3 separate regions of the Homo sapiens genome follow, and all the other regions are linked to region 3. A link is a contact called in ENCODE Hi-C or POLR2A ChIA-PET data. All regions are on one chromosome and are shown on one strand. The core of a region is the stretch at or near the end of the contact, and the rest is flanking DNA. Distances in the headings are between cores, read along the strand shown. Region 1 holds the start of NPRL2 (NPR2 like, GATOR1 complex subunit). Region 2 holds the start of IFRD2 (interferon related developmental regulator 2). Region 3 holds the start of MON1A (MON1 vesicular trafficking associated A).

The links. Hi-C counts contacts between places; a loop is a spot of excess contacts on that map. ChIA-PET counts read pairs that join two places held with the same protein, here RNA polymerase II (POLR2A). Pooled maps may share reads with other maps.
Region 1: a loop to region 3 is called in a map of CD14-positive monocyte, with 4 times the contacts of the local background. The contact joins the promoter of NPRL2 here to the promoter of MON1A in region 3. A Hi-C loop is called at or near these places in 2 of 168 maps with a recorded cell type or tissue (CD14-positive monocyte and naive thymus-derived CD4-positive, alpha-beta T cell), 1 of 37 single-sample maps with no recorded cell type and 8 of 50 pooled maps. POLR2A ChIA-PET finds 5 or more read pairs at or near these places in 1 of 52 experiments (SK-N-SH).
Region 2: a map of heart left ventricle shows a loop between it and region 3 (4-fold over the local background). The contact joins the promoter of IFRD2 here to the promoter of MON1A in region 3. A Hi-C loop is called at or near these places in 4 of 168 maps with a recorded cell type or tissue (CD4-positive, alpha-beta memory T cell, CD8-positive, alpha-beta T cell, heart left ventricle and 1 more), 1 of 37 single-sample maps with no recorded cell type and 10 of 50 pooled maps. POLR2A ChIA-PET finds 5 or more read pairs at or near these places in 3 of 52 experiments (PC-9, Panc1 and naive thymus-derived CD4-positive, alpha-beta T cell).

Annotation. Positions count from the first base shown.
Region 1 is chr3:50,349,339-50,352,038 of GRCh38, reverse strand. NPRL2 (NPR2 like, GATOR1 complex subunit) reads left to right here and starts at 1,264. Exons shown (of 11, transcript NM_006545.5): 1 at 1,264-1,464; 2 at 2,017-2,108; 3 at 2,206-2,374; 4 at 2,545-2,653. The coding sequence starts at 1,387. CYB561D2 (cytochrome b561 family member D2) reads right to left here and starts at 1,177. Exons shown (of 4, transcript NM_001291284.2): 1 at 1,055-1,177; 2 at 479-630; 3 at 1-30. The coding sequence starts at 605. LOC127898564 (CYB561D2-LOC101928965) reads right to left here and starts at 1,177. Exons shown (of 5, transcript NR_183066.1): 1 at 1,055-1,177; 2 at 479-630. RefSeq lists an enhancer at 1,003-1,222.
Region 2 is chr3:50,291,104-50,293,803 of GRCh38, reverse strand. IFRD2 (interferon related developmental regulator 2) reads left to right here and starts at 1,375. Exons shown (of 12, transcript NM_006764.5): 1 at 1,375-1,587. The coding sequence starts at 1,530. It overlaps HYAL3 (hyaluronidase 3), which reads left to right. Exons shown (of 4, transcript NM_003549.4): 3 at 83-172; 4 at 289-972. The coding sequence ends at 558. RefSeq lists enhancers at 1-496, 887-1,076 and a silencer at 1,457-1,666.
Region 3 is chr3:49,928,422-49,931,121 of GRCh38, reverse strand. MON1A (MON1 vesicular trafficking associated A) reads left to right here and starts at 1,311. Exons shown (of 6, transcript NM_032355.4): 1 at 1,311-1,513. RefSeq lists a silencer at 1,255-1,604.

The sequences.
Region 1 (2,700 bases), core at 15-2,514, 420 kb before region 3:
ACATAAGCACCGGGTGCCAGGAGAACAGGCCTGGAATGAGAAGAGGAGGCCTCATGGGGCTGAGGCAAGAAGAAACCAGCCATACCAATCCTTAAGGGTTGAGGAATACCAGCAGCCCATCACCCAAGGAGGTGCTGCCAAACTGTGAGCCCCTTCTTGCTCTGCAACAAGCTGACCCCACACCTATCCTCTCTTCCTGGCCTCTTCCTGGATCAGAGGCCATGCTTTGCCACTCCTCTGGCAGTCCTCCCTCCTTCCCTTACACCTCCTGAGAGGCAGCCAAATGGAGCACCCAGAGAAGGAAAGACAAACCAGGAATTCTGTGTGCCCTGGCCATACCTACCTGCTCCACCTCACTCATCGCTCCAGCACAGAATTCCCTCAACCAGCCAGGCCTGTTCCCGGAAGTCCCACTGCCCTTCCTCCCCAGGAACAGTGGCCCTTCCCTTCCCAGAAGTCAGCTATGAATTCTACTTACTGGAGCCAGGCCTGGCAAGCACAGCCACAAAGATGGTAAAGCCCAGGGCCACAAGGTGGGCGGCAGCGCCAGAAGCAGTACGCAGAGCTCGGTAGATGTGTGACTCGGTCTCCGCAGAAAGGGCCATCGTCAGCCGTGCTAGTGGTTGTAGCCTGAAAGCATAGTAGCGTGGGCCAGGATCTCAGGTGCCCACTGTTCACTCCTCACTGGAGAAAAGGCTGCAAGGCAGGAATGCCACCCTCTTCCAATAAGTTATGGTAGGAAAGAACAGTACCAAGACCAGCACCAGGAATGGTCACAACATGCCAGTCGACGGCCGGCGGCCTGTCAACGTGTACCCATGTCTGAACTGGTACCAATCGCTGGCCCGCCTTCCAGGTAGGAGGCGCAAAGCCATGTAAGACTACAAATCCCAGCGTGTACCACGCCGTCGCCGGCAGTAGAGCCAGCTGGGAGGGCGCGGAGCACTATGGAAATTGTAGTTCCCTGCTGCGGTCCCAGTTACAGCGTGAATCCCTTAGCGCACCGCCTCCCCAAGTGCTGCCAGCATGCTGCCCCTCCACGCTAGGGACTTGCCTGCCTCTGCCGCAGCGCAGATCTGATGCGGTGGTTTCCTCCAAAGAAAGCGGGATACTCCGGGCCCTGCCGCGCGCACCGCCGCTCCGTCACGGAGCCGCTTTACTTCCGGGTGCGACGTCTACCCACCCAGGACTTCCTGGGACGAGCCGTCCCCCGCCCCAGCCACGCCTCTGAGTCGCGCTGCGCAGGCGCCATTGGGCAGAGGGATTGGCAAGCTTGCGTGCCCCAGCGACACAGGCCTCGAGGCTGTCTCTGACAAGTGTTCACAGGAGGTGGGGACGCCTCTGCGCGAGGAACGAGGAGCTACGGGCCTGGGCCCGGTTATTGCCATGGGCAGCGGCTGCCGCATCGAATGCATATTCTTCAGCGAGTTCCACCCCACGCTGGGACCCAAGATCACCTATCAGGTGCCACCCGGGCTCGCGGGACTGGGCGGGAAGAGGGACGTTCTCGAGAGCTCAACTGGCTGCCTGAAGGCAGTAGTTTCCCGTGCTGCACGCAGGCATGCTGCTTCATTCGCAGACAACTGTGAGGCTAGAGGATAGTCAGACCCAGGCCCCCGGCTCCCAATGTGGCAGGGAAGACATACGTCACATTGGCAGTGTTTGTAGGATATCGGGCTGTAGGGATCCGGTTGGGGGGTTCCAGGTCCCACAGAAGGTGAGTTGGGTGACCCATGAGTATCCCTGAACTGAGTGAAGAGTAAATGATGCATAGGAAGTTTAGGTAAGGCAGGAGAAAGTGTTCCAGGTAGAGGGAACAGCATATGCAGAAGCCAGGAAGGAGGTGAGATCATAGCGTATGTTTGGAAACAGAAAGAAGTAATAGGCCTGAGTGGATGGGAGAGAGGGGAACGCTGGAGAAGAGGACTTGGGCTTGGGGGGCATGAGGAGGTCACCATTTGTACTACACCCAGTACAGATGTCCACTGAGGGGCCCATTGCCACTCCCCTCCCCAGGTCCCTGAAGACTTCATCTCCCGAGAGCTGTTTGACACAGTCCAAGTGTACATCATCACCAAGCCAGAGCTGCAGAACAAGCTTATCACTGTGTGAGACCCTAGCTCGGGGTGAGCGGTGGGTGGCAGGGGTTGTCCCAGGAGGAGGAAGGGACAGGCTTGGGGGCCTGACTGTGTTCCAATTATCCAGCACAGCTATGGAAAAGAAGCTGATCGGCTGTCCTGTGTGCATCGAACACAAGAAGTACAGCCGCAATGCTCTCCTCTTCAACCTGGGCTTCGTGTGTGATGCCCAGGCCAAGACCTGCGCCCTCGAGCCCATTGTTAAAAAGCTGGCTGGCTATCTGACCACACTAGAGGTCTGCAATGAGATGGGCTTGGGTTTACCGACAGGCAGAGTTGGGGAAGGTGTTCCCATGTCTCCAAAGTCCCCCAAACCTGGGACCCTGCAAACCAGCTCAGGACTCAGGGCAGCCAACCAGCCAGGGGTCCTGGGATGTGCCCACCATGCTTTCCATGCTCTGTCTAGCTAGAGAGCAGCTTCGTGTCCATGGAGGAGAGCAAGCAGAAGTTGGTGCCCATCATGACCATCTTGCTGGAGGAGCTAAATGCCTCAGGCCGGTGCACTCTGCCCATTGGTATGGCCAGCCTCTGCAAGGACAGCAGAGGGGTAGAGGAGAGATGG
Region 2 (2,700 bases), core at 126-2,625, 360 kb before region 3:
CCAGAAGAGTTTCTTGAATGTGGATGTGTGCCCACATGGATCTGGCCAGCCCAGCACTGGCTTAGCAGCTCTCTGCCTCCAGGATGACCTTGTGCAGTCCATTGGTGTGAGTGCAGCACTAGGGGCAGCCGGCGTGGTGCTCTGGGGGGACCTGAGCCTCTCCAGCTCTGAGGTGATCATTGCCCCTTTGAGCCTGCCATGTAGCACATGCTGGGGTCCCAGGGTGGGGGACGGCCATGTCAAGATTATAGAGCAGGCATATTGACACATATCTTCCCTTCTCCTCAGGAGGAGTGCTGGCATCTCCATGACTACCTGGTGGACACCTTGGGCCCCTATGTGATCAATGTGACCAGGGCAGCGATGGCCTGCAGTCACCAGCGGTGCCATGGCCACGGGCGCTGTGCCCGGCGAGATCCAGGACAGATGGAAGCCTTTCTACACCTGTGGCCAGACGGCAGCCTTGGAGATTGGAAGTCCTTCAGCTGCCACTGTTACTGGGGCTGGGCTGGCCCCACCTGCCAGGAGCCCAGGCCTGGGCCTAAAGAAGCAGTATAAAGCCAGGGCCCCTGCCACTGCCTCTTCTTTTCCCTGCTGCCACTTTTCCAGTCCTGGAACTACTCTGTCCCACTCTTGCTCTATTCAGTTTACAGTCAACCCTCCCAAGCACACACCCCGCTTCCCTTGGAATCCCTGAGGGGTAGAAGGGGCCAGAAAAAACGCTTATAAAACCAGAGGCCCTCTGAGATCATGTGAGTCCTCCATGGCAAGGAAGCAGTTCCAGGGAGAGTCAGGTTCCAGCTAGTTAGGGCTGCCAGCCTAGGGCTTTGTGCCTACACCTCACTAAGCCCATGGAGAGGTCACAGATGGGCCGTGCACGGGCAGATGGGCCCCAAAAAATCTTGGCGAAGGTCGGTAAAGTGCTAAGCTGTTGTCTGCACTCTTTCATCATAAAGTCACTTTTTTCCACTGCCTGAGGTTTGGCTGTTGCTCCTGTTATCCCAAGCTCTAAGCCCTTCCCATGGTCCCCAGACCCAGGCAGGGGTAGGTCTCGTCTGGAGTGTCCCGCTGCCAAGTGCCCTGAGAAGCCAGTCCTGCCTTGGTGCTCCACTGAGGGACGCTTCGGAGTTAACCACCGTGCACTTGTTCCCGACGCGGGGCTGGGGCGCGCGCAGGGCATTGTGGGTGCATAGTTCAGCCAGCGCGTCGTCGGCTGGTGGGCCCCAGGCGTGGACTACCATTCCCATGGTGCTCTACGCGCAGCTAGCCGCCGTCGCCTGCGCGCTCAGGCCTCTGGGATTAGTAGTTTTAGCCTCGTGGATGTGGGCCTGAATCGGATGGCCTGGAACTCGCCTTCCCGGCGACCTGTTTGGCAGGGCGGGGCGCCTCGCGAAGATGGTGGCGCGCGTGGCGTGTGGCTCCCGTCGTCTGGCCAAGTCTCAGCGCAGCGCACCGGCCGGCGTCTCGTTGGCCTGGAGCCCACACCCACCGGGTCCCTGACCCCGCGCCCCCCGCGCCCGGTTCCCGGCATGCCTCGCGCCCGTAAGGGCAACACGCTCCGGAAGGGTGGTCAGCGCCGTGGAGGAGGTGAGTGGGGTGGGGGGCGCGGGACAGCTGTATGAGCGGCGGGCGGGGGTCCTGCTGGATCCCCTTGGTTGTTCTCGAGGGCCCTGGGTGGGGAACCCCCTCGGCCAGCCCCACGCAGCTTCCCATAACTCTACCGAGGCTGGCACGTGCCCCAGCAGTCATTGGCCACGTGCGTGCCCAACTTGAGCTCGCTGCCCACTGCCTGTTGGGAGTCCGCGCTCCCAGCGGTGACCCGGCCAGCCCCTCCGGGCCTCAGTTGCCTGCTGGGTGGACAAACTCACCGGACAGGGCAGGAAGCCAGTCCTCTTGCCAAACCCTGATCCTTTCCTGGACTGGTCAAGGAAGTTGGCGGGAGTCCTGGCCTGCTCCGGTGAAGAGAGGGAGGGGGCTCTGTTGGGAAGCTACCTGGTTAGGGCCTTGGCAGCTTGGCAGGCCTGACTCCACAAGGTAGCTGAGTATCCTGGAGCCTGAGGCAGTCTTGGGACTCGCTTATCAGCTTAGACCAGGAGCCTATCTTAATGCGTTAAACACATATGTTTACTCTGCTGGGATGGGGTGCCTACCACGCACAAATTTATTTATTTTTATTCTTGAGGGGGAAGGGAGGAGGGCCGGGCACAGGAAGGAGGAAAATACCTAGGCACAACTTTAAACTGGTCACCACCATGGTGGGTTTTGGGTGGGGGACATCTAATAGGGTGTGGAACATGTTCACTGAGTGGTGTCAGCCCCAGACTTAGGACTCAGGGAGGCCTGGGGGGAAGTGCTTCTGGGTGAGTCCTGAGAGGATGGAGAAGAGAGCAAGTTGTACAAAGACCTGGCAGCTGGAGGGACCCCAGCGCAGTGGAGTGAATGAGGGAAGGCTGGGCTGCTCCGGCAGGTAGAATAGTAAGATAAAATGGGAGCAGGCTGGGCGTGGTGGCTCACACCTGTAATCCCAGCACTTTGGGAGGCCAAGGCAGGCAGATCACCTGAGGCCAGGAGTTCGAGACCAGCCTGACCAACATGGAGAAACCCTATCTACTAAAAATACAAAATTAGCTGGGTGTGGTGTCGTATGCCTGTAATCCCAGCTACTCGGGAGGCTGAGGCAGGAGAATCACTGGAACCCGG
Region 3 (2,700 bases), core at 62-2,561:
CTGGAAGAAAAGCCCAGGGGCGGAGCTCTACCCTAACTCCAGTGTAGGGCTTAGAGAGGAAAAGGACACTGCCCCCAGGTGCTTGTGGAGCAGCAGGGAAAGTCAGAGGAGTGATCTGACTTTTTTTTTCATCCTATTAACTTTTGGGAGAATTAACCATAAGGCTGTAAAGTGAATTAATTGCTTCAGAAAAGAACATGAGCAGTGGTGCCAAACACTAATTTTACTTTTTAAAACCATCTCTAAAAATAAGGGTCTTTTGGGAGAGCCTGTTGTTGACTGTTTTCCTGTTGTTTTTATTGCTTTGCGTCTAGGAAATTACAAACAATGATTCTTTGCAATGGTAAATCACCTGGGGAGCTTTTAAAACAATAGTGATGCCTGGCTCCCCAACACTCCACCCTACTCTAAATTCAATTAAATCAAAATCTCTAGGGCTGGTGTCCAGGCATTAGTTTTTTTGTTGTTGTTTTTGAGACAGGGTCTCGCTCTGGTGCTCAGGCTGGAGTGCAGGGCATGATCATGGCTCACAGCAACCTCGACCTCCTGGAATCCCACTTCAGCCTCCCGAGTATCTGGGACTACAGGCACACGCCATCAAGCCTGGCTAGTTTTTGTATTTTTAGTAGAGATGGGGTTTCACCATGTTGGCCAGGCTGGTCTGGAACTCCTGACCTCAAGTGATCCGCCCACCTCGGTCTCCCAAGTGTTGGGATTACAGGCGTGAGCCGCCTCGCCCGTCCTAGTTCTTTTTTTTTTTTTTTAAAGCTTCCCGGCTTATTCTATGTGCCGTCAGAGTTGAGAACTACCGTTCTAGAGCATTATACTGATACATTAAAACGTGGCTACAAATATGTTTTTAGAAACAATTAGTGCGACTTTTGCGCATGCCCACATCCTTTACAGCCTGTGTGGCTGGGCCCACTAATGACATTTATCCAGTCCCCCAAACTTGCACTGTCCTTCCACAATCAGTGGGAGAAACAATCCTAACGTCCCTTTCTCTCACTTGAAATGAACTGCTAGCTGGCTCGGACGGAGAGGCCCAGAGTCCAGGGCTGTTCTGTGTGGGACTCTAGACTCGGAGGAGGCGCCCAGGCCCCTAGAAGGCGGCGCCGGATGAGGCAATCGCGGACCCGGGTCAGGACCTGCCCACGGCTCTGCTGGGACTAGGAGCCCAGAACCAGTCCCTCGGCGCCGCAGGCGGCCAAACGCTAAGGACTACATTTCCCACAATGCACCCCGGGGGCGGGCCGAGTCGGGCTGAGCGGCTGGAGCTGGGCCTTGGCCGCGAGAGGCCGGCGAAAGCTATCTTCCTGCACCGGCGGCCGGGTGAGGGCGGTGGGAGGGAGCGGTGCCTGCGCTGTGGCCATGTCTGTGTACGCAGGGGGCCGGGGCCCCGCGAAGCTGTGCCCTCAGGCCGGCCCCGGCCGGACACCCTTACCCCTCCATGGGTCCGGCAGAGGGCAGTGACCGGCACCTTCTGTGCGTCCTGGACTCCTCTGAGAAACAGGTGAGTTGACTGCCAGCCCACGTGGCCTGGAGGCACCTAGAGACTGGAGAGCTGTCATCTTTGGAGGGAGGGGCTTGAAGACGGGGGCCTCCAGCCATCAACGCTATCGTTTGCAATGGGAAGACTGTGTCTCCCTGCGGTCCCTCAGCCGGCTAGTCCCCAGCTGGGGAATACAAAAGGCGAGATCTGGAACCCATCCTTTGGCTGGGAGGGCGAGATCCGGTAGGGGGCAGTGGCCAGGTAGGACTCTCCCCACTCCCCCACCCCCGCCCCGCCAACAAACGTACACATATTCGGCCGGTAGAGTCTTCTCAAAAAGCAACAGAGGTAACTGGGATGAGCGGGGCAGCACCTGGAAGGGGCTTGGGTCTTTGCTTTGTTGTTTTTAGACGGAGTTTCACTCTTGTTGCCCAGTCTGGAGTGCAGTGGTGTGATCTCAGCTCTCTGCAACCTCCGCCTCCCAGGTTCAAGCGATTCTCCTGCCTCAGCCTCCCGAGTAGCTGGGATTACAGGCATGCGCCACCACGCCCAGCTAATTTTTTGTATTTTTGTATTTTTTTAGTAGAGACGGGGTTTCACCATGTTGGCCAGGCTCGTCTTGAACTCCTGACCTCAGGTGATCTGCCTGCCTCAGCTTCCCAAAGTGCTGGGATTACAGGCATGAGCCACTGCGCCTGGCCGGACTTTGCACCAGTTTGCCTGGTGCAACTGGGTTGTCCCTTGTACTGGGTGAGCCACCCTTTCTGGGCACAAGTTTGCAGAGGGAGAGTGAGCACCCTTTGTCAGGGAGGGAAGTAACCGCCAGAAGTGACAAGGACCAGACTGTGATCTCAGCATGGAGTAGGCATCCTGCTGAAGCAGCCATAGCACAGCCTCACCTGGGCCTTGTCTGCCACACATCCTGTATCCTGGCACCTCCTTTCCAGACAGGCCGCTCCAAAGGGTTAAGGTGAAATGAAGTGCTATCCAAGCAAGAAGAGGGAGCAGGAGTGGTAGGGAGTCAGTAGGGAGGGGCTTCTGAAGGCCTTCTCTGCTCCAAGGCTGCCTGAGTGAGAGAGGCACACTACAAGGGCTGATTGAGCCAACTTGTTTGGTGACATTGCTCACAGGCATAGCAGGGCACTTCTAGGAAAAGCAAGGCCTGGGGCTTCTAGAGGGGTTGTCTGAGAAGGGTTCCCTGAGAAGGG